Linked DNA regions of Homo sapiens: regions 1 and 3 are each linked to region 2. A link is a contact called in ENCODE Hi-C or POLR2A ChIA-PET data. All regions are on one chromosome and are shown on one strand. The core of a region is the stretch at or near the end of the contact, and the rest is flanking DNA. Distances in the headings are between cores, read along the strand shown.

Region 1 (2,739 bases), core at 6-2,505, 550 kb before region 2:
TCTCCATGTTAGTCAGGCTTGTCTCGAACTCCCGACCTCAGGTGATCTGCCTGCCTTGGCCTCCCAAAGTGCTGGAATTACAGACATGAGACACCTCGCCCGGCCTATTTTTCTTTTTCTTTCTTTCTTTCTTTCTTTCTTTTTTTGAGACGTAGTCTTGCTGTCACCCAGGCTGGAGTGCAGTAGCACGATCTAGGCTCTGCAACCTCCGCCTCCCAGGTTCAAGCATTTCTCTTGCCTCAGCCTCCCAAGTAGCTGAGATTGCAGGCATGAGCCACCATGCCCAGCTAAGTTTTATGTTTTTAGTAGAGATGGGGCTTCCCCATGTTGGCCAAGTTGGTCTCAAACTCCTGACTTCAGGGGATCTGCCTGCCTCGGCCTCCCAAAGTGCTGGGATTACAGGTGTGAGCCATCGCGCCTTGACCCTCTGGTAACTTTTTTTTTTTTGAGATGGAGTCTCGCTCTGTCACCCAGGCTGGAGTGCAGTGGCGAGATCTCGGCTCACTGCAAGCTCCGCCTCCTGGGTTCACGCCATTCTCCTGCCTCAGCCTCCTGAGTAGCTGGGACTACAGGTGCCAGCCACCACGCCCTGCTAATTTTTTGTAGAGATGGGGTTTCACCGTGTTCGCCAGGATGGTCTCCATCTCCTGACCTTGTGATCCGCCCACCTCAGCCTCCCAAAGTGCTGGGATTACAGGCGTGAGCCACTGCGCCCGGCCTCCTCTGGTAACTTTCATGTGACCCCATTTTACAGATGAGAAAACTGAGACTTAAGTTTGGACACTTTGTCCTAGGTCATGCAGCTGACTACATTTAGGAACTGCGAATGTTCATTTATGTAAATACTTCTGCTTTAGCAGTGCCTCTTCCATGAGGTAATGTGTGTAAAAGCTTTCTTGTAGTAGAGCCATATAAACACGAAGCATTGTTATTCATTTTGCTGGACTTTTGGCTCCATCCAGTTCAGCCTGCAGCATTTAGGGAGTCCAGGAAGGGGTGAGGGCAGTAATTAAAGCCTAAAGGCCCAATGGCCTGTCGGAATTCCCTGTCTATTCTGGTTCCCTCTCCGAGGCACCTCCAGATTTTATCTTCTACCAAATAGAGAGTTTGTTTCTCAGAAGTTGCAGGATGTGGGCGGTTATATAAAAAAAAAAAAAAAAAAAAAAAAAAAAGCAGCATCAACAACTACAAAAACCCCAGCAGCAGCCTAAACACAAAAGAGTCTGAATTTTGAACAAAGGGCAGGGTGAGACCTGAAAGTAAACGCTGACACATCCTCTCCCCAGCTGTGAACTGGGGGTCTGAGGGCTGCAGCAAAGGTCATCTGTCTCTATCTTTAGGCAGGAAATGCAATTCAATCCTCCCAGTGACTGATCACTTCGCAAGATTAATGGAATCATCTCCAACACTGGTCCCTGTTCCAACAGCACAAAAAGTGAATCAACCTTCTCACTTACTCAGCGAGGTCAGCGGATTCCCCGTTCTAAAAGTTCAAAACTTTTCTCCAGGAAATTTGTCCTTGACTATTCCTTTGTGGGGCGAAATCCTGCTTTCTGGGCTAAGACTGAAATGTGGTATTTGAAAGTCCGGGGACTTTTGTAGGCTTTTCATCTGTTACTACTTCAACTTTAAAATAAAATAAATGCAAAAGGCCTGATTTTCCCTGAAAGGGTTAATTGCCAGCCCTCTGAGCCCTCCCTCGGGGATCGTCAACCAATCACAATTGAGTATGATGAAGTAATGCTTAGATTTTTATTTCCATTGGTTAAAGTACTTGTCCATCAATCCAAAGAGGCAATTTTTTTTTTTTTTTTTCTTTTTTTTCTTTTTTGTTTTTTTGAGACAGAGTCTCGCTCTGTTGCCCAGGCTGGAGTGCAGTGGCGCGATCTCGGCTCACCACAACCTCCGCCTCTCGGGTACAAGCGATCTTCCTGCCTCAGCCCCGCTAGTAGCTGTGATTACAGGCACGCGCCACCACGCCCGGTTAATTTTTGTATTTTTAGTAGAGGGGGGGTTTCACCATGTTGGCCAGGCTGGTCTCAAACTTCTGACCTCAGGTGATCCACACGCCTCGGCCTCCCAAAGTGATGGGATTACAGGCGTGAGCCACCGCGCCCGCCCTAAAAAGACAAGTTTTTTAAAGAATCTTTGAACTTTCGTGACTCTTCCTGGCATTAACCCCTTAATTAACTCACCTGTTATATTCAGTGTTCCTTTCAACCCTCACAGTGGAAGAGACAGATTATAAAATGAAGAATTCGCTGGGCGCGGTGGCACACGCCTGTAGTCCCAGCACTTTGGGAGGCCGAGGCGGGTGCATCCACCTGAGGTCTGGAGTTCGAGAGCAGCCTGGCCAACATGGTGAAACCCTGCCTCTACTAAAAACACAAAAATGAGCCAGGCATGGTGGTGGGCACCTGTAATCCCAGCTACTCAGGAGGCTGAGACAGGAGAATAGCTTGTACCCGGCAGGTGGAGGTTGCAGTGAGCCGAGATCGTGGCATTGCACTCCAGCCTGGGCGACAGAGCAAGACTCCGTCTCTAAATAAATAAATAAAATGAAGAATTCTAGAGAGAAACTGAAGTCTTCCCCAAATGGCCAAGGCTTGACAGTCTATATGCATGCATTTTGGTCTTCCTTAGTCTTTTTACTCAATCTACAAAAGACTGAGGAATAAAAAGAAAAGGTCTTTGGAGACCCCAATCACGTTCTTTTTTTTTTTTTCTTTTTTTTTTTTT
Region 2 (2,700 bases), core at 84-2,583:
GAAACACTGTCCCTACTAAAAATACAAAAAGTTAGCCAGGCGCGGTGGCGGGCTCCTGTAATCCCAGCTCCTTGGGAGGCTGAGGCACAAGAATCGCCTGAACCTGGGAGGCAGAGGTTGCAGTGAGCCGAGATTGTGTCACTGAACTCCAGCCTGGGCGAGACAGTGAGACTCCATCTCAAAAATAAACAAATAAATAAAAATAAAATTAAAATGTGGAAGTTGCCAGAGTAAAAACATTTAAACGCTGGCTGAAATCACCAAGGGAGTAAGTCTAGAACAAGAAGAGAAAAGGACCCAGGACTAAGCCCTGGAGCACTTAATATTATTCAGAGTTTGGGAAGTTGCAGGTGTCCAGCTATGTTGCCCAGGCTGGTCTTGAACTCCTGGCCTCAAGTGATCCTCTCACCTTGGCCTCCCAAAGTGCTGGGACTACAAGCATGAGCCACCATGCCCAGCCCGGATCCCCAGTCTTTAAGATTCCTCTCAAGCAGGTGTCTGCTAACACCAAATGAAACTCATCTGCCGGCTTCATGTTTTCATGCTTTTTTCCTACTTAACTCATCGCACTGGACTTTTGCAGTCTCTTTTTTCTGTGTCTCCTCCACCGTTCTGGGAGTCCCCTTGGAACAGGAACCTCATCTTATTTTGTCTTCTTGGCTCAATGCATGAACTTCTTGGTTCAGTGCGTGAATCATAATACCTGTTAAACCCACTCTATGGGCCGGGCGCGGTGGCTCACGCTGTAATCCTAGCACTGTGGGAGGCCGAGGTGGGCGGATCATTTGAGGTCAGGAGTTTGAGACCAGCCTGACCAAAATGGTGAGACCCCCGTCTCTACTAAAAATACAAAAAAAAAATTAGCCGGGCGTGGTGGCACATGTCTGTAGTCCCAGCTACTAGGGAGGCTGAGGCAGGAGAATCGCTTGAACCCGTGAGGCAGAGGTTGTAGTGAGCTGAGATTGCACCACTGCACTCCAGCCTGGGCAACAGAGCAAGACCCGGCCAAAAAAAAAAAAAAACAAAAAAACAAAAAAACCCACTCTATGAATAGTGAGGGTCAAAGAGGTTAGAGTCTGGCACAGGTAGACTAGAATTCCCAGTCTGTTCTCTTGGGCTCCAGATTCTCACTCCACCACCTGAACACTAGTGAGTCCCTTCCGTTCCCAAGCCTCAATTTCCTTAGACAGATGTAAGCAGTTGAATTGACTAACAACTATCCAACCCCAACCTACTGGGCAAGTTGCCTCCTTTGGGGTCAAACACTATCCAACTTCAGTTTCCCAACGTCATAAAGGAGAACTCTAAAAGTTGAGAATCGAAACTGATGACAGATTGACTAGACGGCCAGCCTGTTAAGGTGGCCCCAGATATTCCAGCCTCAGCCCAGAGTCCTCCTGTGCCCCTACTGCAGCAAGGGTGTCTCCAAGAAGGGGGACCTGGAGTCAGCCCGTCACACCTGGTTTCCTCTCTGCTAGGGTCCCTCCTCCCACAGAGCACTGGAGGGCAGCTGAGGAGGAGCTACCTTAAAAAAGGAGGTGTGTGCCAGGGAGCTGGGTAGGAGCCTGGCTATATATCTGCCCAGCAGCGGTACTCTCGGGACAGAGATGGCACTGATGCAGGAACTGTATAGCACACCAGCCTCCAGGCTGGACTCCTTCGTGGCTCAGTGGCTGCAGCCCCACCGGGAGTGGAAGGAAGAGGTGCTAGACGCTGTGCGGACCGTGGAGGAGTTTCTGAGGCAGGAGCATTTCCAGGGGAAGCGTGGGCTGGACCAGGATGTGCGGGTGCTGAAGGTAGTCAAGGTAAGACTGGGCTCCTCCAGCCCCCACGCAAGACAAAACCCAGTATCAGAGTCCACGTCCCTGGGGATGCTGGGGACCCCTGTCCTCCTTATCCCTAGCCCATGCTGATGACATCTCAGAATACCCCATCCCACCTAGCTGTCTACACCCCACTGCACCACTGCCTTGAGTAGAATGAGTCTAGTAATAATAGCTCACATTTGGGGGCTCACTGGACTAACCTCTTAACATACACTATCTCTAATTCTTGCACTCTGTGAGATAGGTACTATTCTTTGCCCAGTTTACAGATTAGCAAATGGAGGCTCAGAACCAATACAATGCGAGGTCCTTGGTTGGATCCTAGTGTGAATGAACCATCTGTAAAATATAGTTTGGGGACAACTGGCCTAGATATCAGATAGTACATATATCTGATATGGGAAATCATTGTTGATTTTGTTAGGTGTAACAGTAGTTTTGTGGTTATCAGAAGGTTGTCTTTTGTTTGGACACGAACACTGAAGTATTTTAGGGACAAAGTTCCTTGGTGCCTATAATTTACTTTAACGTGGCTTAGATTAAGCACATGTAGCCAGGAATTTAGACTTGTTGAATCAACTAGTTGGGTATATGAGTGTTAGTTGTATCATCTATTTTTCTATGTGTTTTAACTTTTTGATAATAAAATGACTTTTTTTTTTTTTAGAGACAGGGTCTCGCTCTGTCACCCAGGCTGGAGTGCAGTGGCACAATCACCACTCACTGTAGCCTCAATCTCCCTGAGCTCAGGTGATCCTCAGCCTCCTAAATAGCTTGGGATTACAGGCATGCACCACCATGCTCAGCTAATTTTTGTATTTTTTGTAGAGATAGGGTTTCACCAATGTTGCCCATGCTGGTCTCGAACTCCTGG
Region 3 (2,700 bases), core at 190-2,689, 750 kb before region 2:
ACTGGTGCTTTTAGAATGGCCTGGCAGGCAGCTGACCTTGGGGACTGGTTGGCCTCTGGCTCACAGGGTGCTTGTCTCTGACCTTGACAAAGGCCCCCTCCACCACTTGCGTTCTTAACAGGAAGAACTGTCCCCACCCAGCGCACCTCCCAGGGTGGCTGCTTGAATGAACACAGGTCAGGAAGTGGAATGCCCTTGCCAAGGCTGCAGGGCACCTAAAGCCAGAGAGATGACGATTAACCCTCTTCAACCACTCCTTCCTTTGAGCCTTCCTTCACCAAACAGGTATTGAGCTCGCCTGTGTTCCCAGGGACCCAACAGTGAACAGCACAGAGGTGGTTCCTGCCCGCAGGAGAGGCAAACCAAAAAACCCAGAGAATTACTGTTTTTTTTGTTTTTGATTTTTGTTTTTGTTTTGAGACAGAGTCTCGCTGTGTTCCTCAGGCTGTAGTGAAATGGCACGATCTCAGCTCACTGCAACCTCAGCCTCCTGGGTTCAAGCAATTCTCCAGCCTCAGCCTCCCAAGTAGCTGGGACTACACGTGCCTGGCCCCATACCCGGCCAGTTTTTTGTATTTTTAGTAGAGACAGGGTTTCACCATGTTGGCCAGATTGGTCTCGAACTCCTGACCTCAAGTGATCCACCTGCCTCAGCCTCCAAAAGTGCTGGGATTACAGGTGTGAATCACCCCGCCCGGCCCCAGAGAAGTATTGTGAAATCAGGTAGGGGTGAGAGCCATGAGTAAAGCCACTGTCATGGGGCAGACTGCCAAGGAAGCTGTTTCAGAGCAGTCAGGAAAGGTCTCTGGGAGGAGGCGACATTCCATAGAGCCCTGAAGGAGAGGAGGGAAGGAGCCACACTGCTCCCTGTTGAAAGAGCCTTCTGGAGGAGTGAACAGCAAGGGCAGAGGCCCCAGGAAAGGCAGGCAGGGTGTGACTGCCTCCAGCGCCCCGGGGCTGACTTCTTCCCTCACCCACTGCAGCCTGATGCCTGCCCCGCCACCTCCTGTCCTGATGTCACTGCATGCCATAGTTGCCAAACCCAGTGGGCAAGTCTCAACCCTTGTCTCTGCTGTGTGTGACGAGAGTGGAACAACCTTGGCTGACATGGTGGCTCACGCCTGTAATCCCAGCACTTTGGGAGGCCGAGGCAGGTGGATCATCTCAGGTCAGGAGTTTGAGACTAGCCTGGCCAACATGGTGAAACGCCGTCTCTACTAAAAATACAGAAAAAAGGCCAGGTGCTGTGGCTCACACCTGTAATCCCAGCACTTTGGGAGGCCGAGGCGGGTGGATCACAAGGTCAGGAGATCGAGACCATCCTGGCTTACACGGTGAAACCCCGTCTCTACTTAAAAAAATAAAAAAAAAATTAGCCGGGCGTGGTGGTGGGCGCCTGTAGTCCCAGCTACTCTGGAGGCTTGAAGCAGAAGAATGGCGTGAACCCAGAAGGCGGAGTTTGCAGTGAGCCGAGATCACGCCACTGCATTCCAGCCTGGGCGATAGAGTGAGATTCTGTCTCAAAACAAACAAAGAAAAGAAAAGGCTGGGCACGTGGCTCACACCTGTAATCCCAGCACTTTGGGAGGCTGAGGTGGGCGGATCACGAGGTCAGGAGATCGAGACCATCCTGGCTAACACAGTGAAACCCCGTCTCTACTAAAAGTACAAAAAATTAGCTTGGTGTGGTGGCGGGCACCTGTCAAGTCCCAGCTACTCAGGAGGCTGAGGCAGGAGAATCGCTTGAACCCGGGAGGCGGAGGTTGCAGTGAGCTGAGATCGCACCACTGCACTCCAGCCTGGGTGACAGAGTGAGACTCCGTCTCAAAAATAAAATAAAATAATAAAAATACAAAAAAAATTAGCCAGGCATGGTGGCACCTGCCTGTAGTCCCAGCTACTCAAGAGGCTGAGGCAGGAGAACCACTTGAACCCAGGAGGCGTAGCTTACAGTGAGCTGAGATCGTGCCACTGCACTCCAGCCTGGGCAACAGAGCAAGACCCTGTCTCCAAAAAAAAAAAAAAAAAAAAAGTAAAGAAAAAAAGAAATGAGAGAAGACGTCCAAGGGGGCCCCATTTTATAACCTTATCCACGGTTTCACTTTCTGTAGTTTCAGTTACCTGAGGTCTGAAAATATTACCTGGAAAATTCGAGAAATAATTCATAAATTTTAGATCATGCACTGCTCTGAGCAGCGTGATGAGATCGTGCGCTGTCCTGCTGCATCCCACCCGGGATATGATTCGCCCCTTCCTCTGTGTATCCCTGCTGGAGACACCACCTGCCTGTGAGTCAGTCAGTAGCTGGCTCGGTAACAAGCCAGGCTGGTCTTGAACTCCTGAGTTCAAGTGATCCTCCCGCCTTGGCTTCCCAAAGTGCTGGGATTACAGGTGTGAGCCACGGTGCCTGGCCCTGTTTTATTTTATTCTTGTTGTTAATCTCTTACTGTGCCTAATTCATAAACTAAGCTGTCTTATAGGTGTGTACATATAGAAAAAAACAGCGTATCTAGAGTTCTAGACTGTGGTTTCAAACATCCACTGGGGGTCTTGGAATCCACCCTTGTGGGTTAGGGGGACTAATGTACCTGTTCACTCCGGCCATATTTGTAAAAGGGAATAAGTTATGCCAGAACTGTGAACCCCATTGTTACATCTTAAAGGACCAGAACCTATTTTTGCACAATACAAAACAAAATA

What was found. A loop is a pair of places that touch in the nucleus more often than their neighbours do. ChIA-PET counts read pairs that join two places held with the same protein, here RNA polymerase II (POLR2A). Pooled maps may share reads with other maps.
Region 1: a loop to region 2 is called in a pooled map, with 18 times the contacts of the local background. The contact joins the enhancer-like site here to the promoter of OASL in region 2. A Hi-C loop is called at or near these places in 6 of 50 pooled maps. POLR2A ChIA-PET finds 5 or more read pairs at or near these places in 2 of 52 experiments (Caco-2 and Panc1).
Region 3: a loop to region 2 is called in a pooled map, with 3 times the contacts of the local background. The contact joins the enhancer-like site here to the promoter of OASL in region 2. A Hi-C loop is called at or near these places in 5 of 50 pooled maps. POLR2A ChIA-PET finds 5 or more read pairs at or near these places in 2 of 52 experiments (SK-N-SH and activated CD4-positive, alpha-beta T cell).

What each region holds. Positions count from the first base shown.
Region 1 is chr12:121,589,332-121,592,070 of GRCh38, reverse strand. All of the region lies in intron 1 of KDM2B-DT (KDM2B divergent transcript), which reads right to left. Among named protein-coding and RNA genes, the nearest start is that of KDM2B, 9.7 kb to the right of the region's middle. RefSeq lists enhancers at 1-297, 298-1,113. Within about 2 kb of position 1,255, at least 28 of the 41 ENCODE cell types and tissues checked have a DNase peak (open chromatin) inside an H3K27ac peak, as active enhancers do.
Region 2 is chr12:121,037,879-121,040,578 of GRCh38, reverse strand. It overlaps OASL (2'-5'-oligoadenylate synthetase like), which reads left to right and starts at 1,333. Exons shown (of 6, transcript NM_003733.4): 1 at 1,333-1,805. The coding sequence starts at 1,608. RefSeq lists enhancers at 1,169-1,588, 1,168-1,667, 1,668-2,169.
Region 3 is chr12:121,784,755-121,787,454 of GRCh38, reverse strand. The region is part of intron 2 of RHOF (ras homolog family member F, filopodia associated); the gene reads left to right. Among named protein-coding and RNA genes, the nearest start is that of RHOF, 7.6 kb to the left of the region's middle. RefSeq lists a silencer at 52-101. Within about 2 kb of position 1,439, at least 23 of the 41 ENCODE cell types and tissues checked have a DNase peak (open chromatin) inside an H3K27ac peak, as active enhancers do.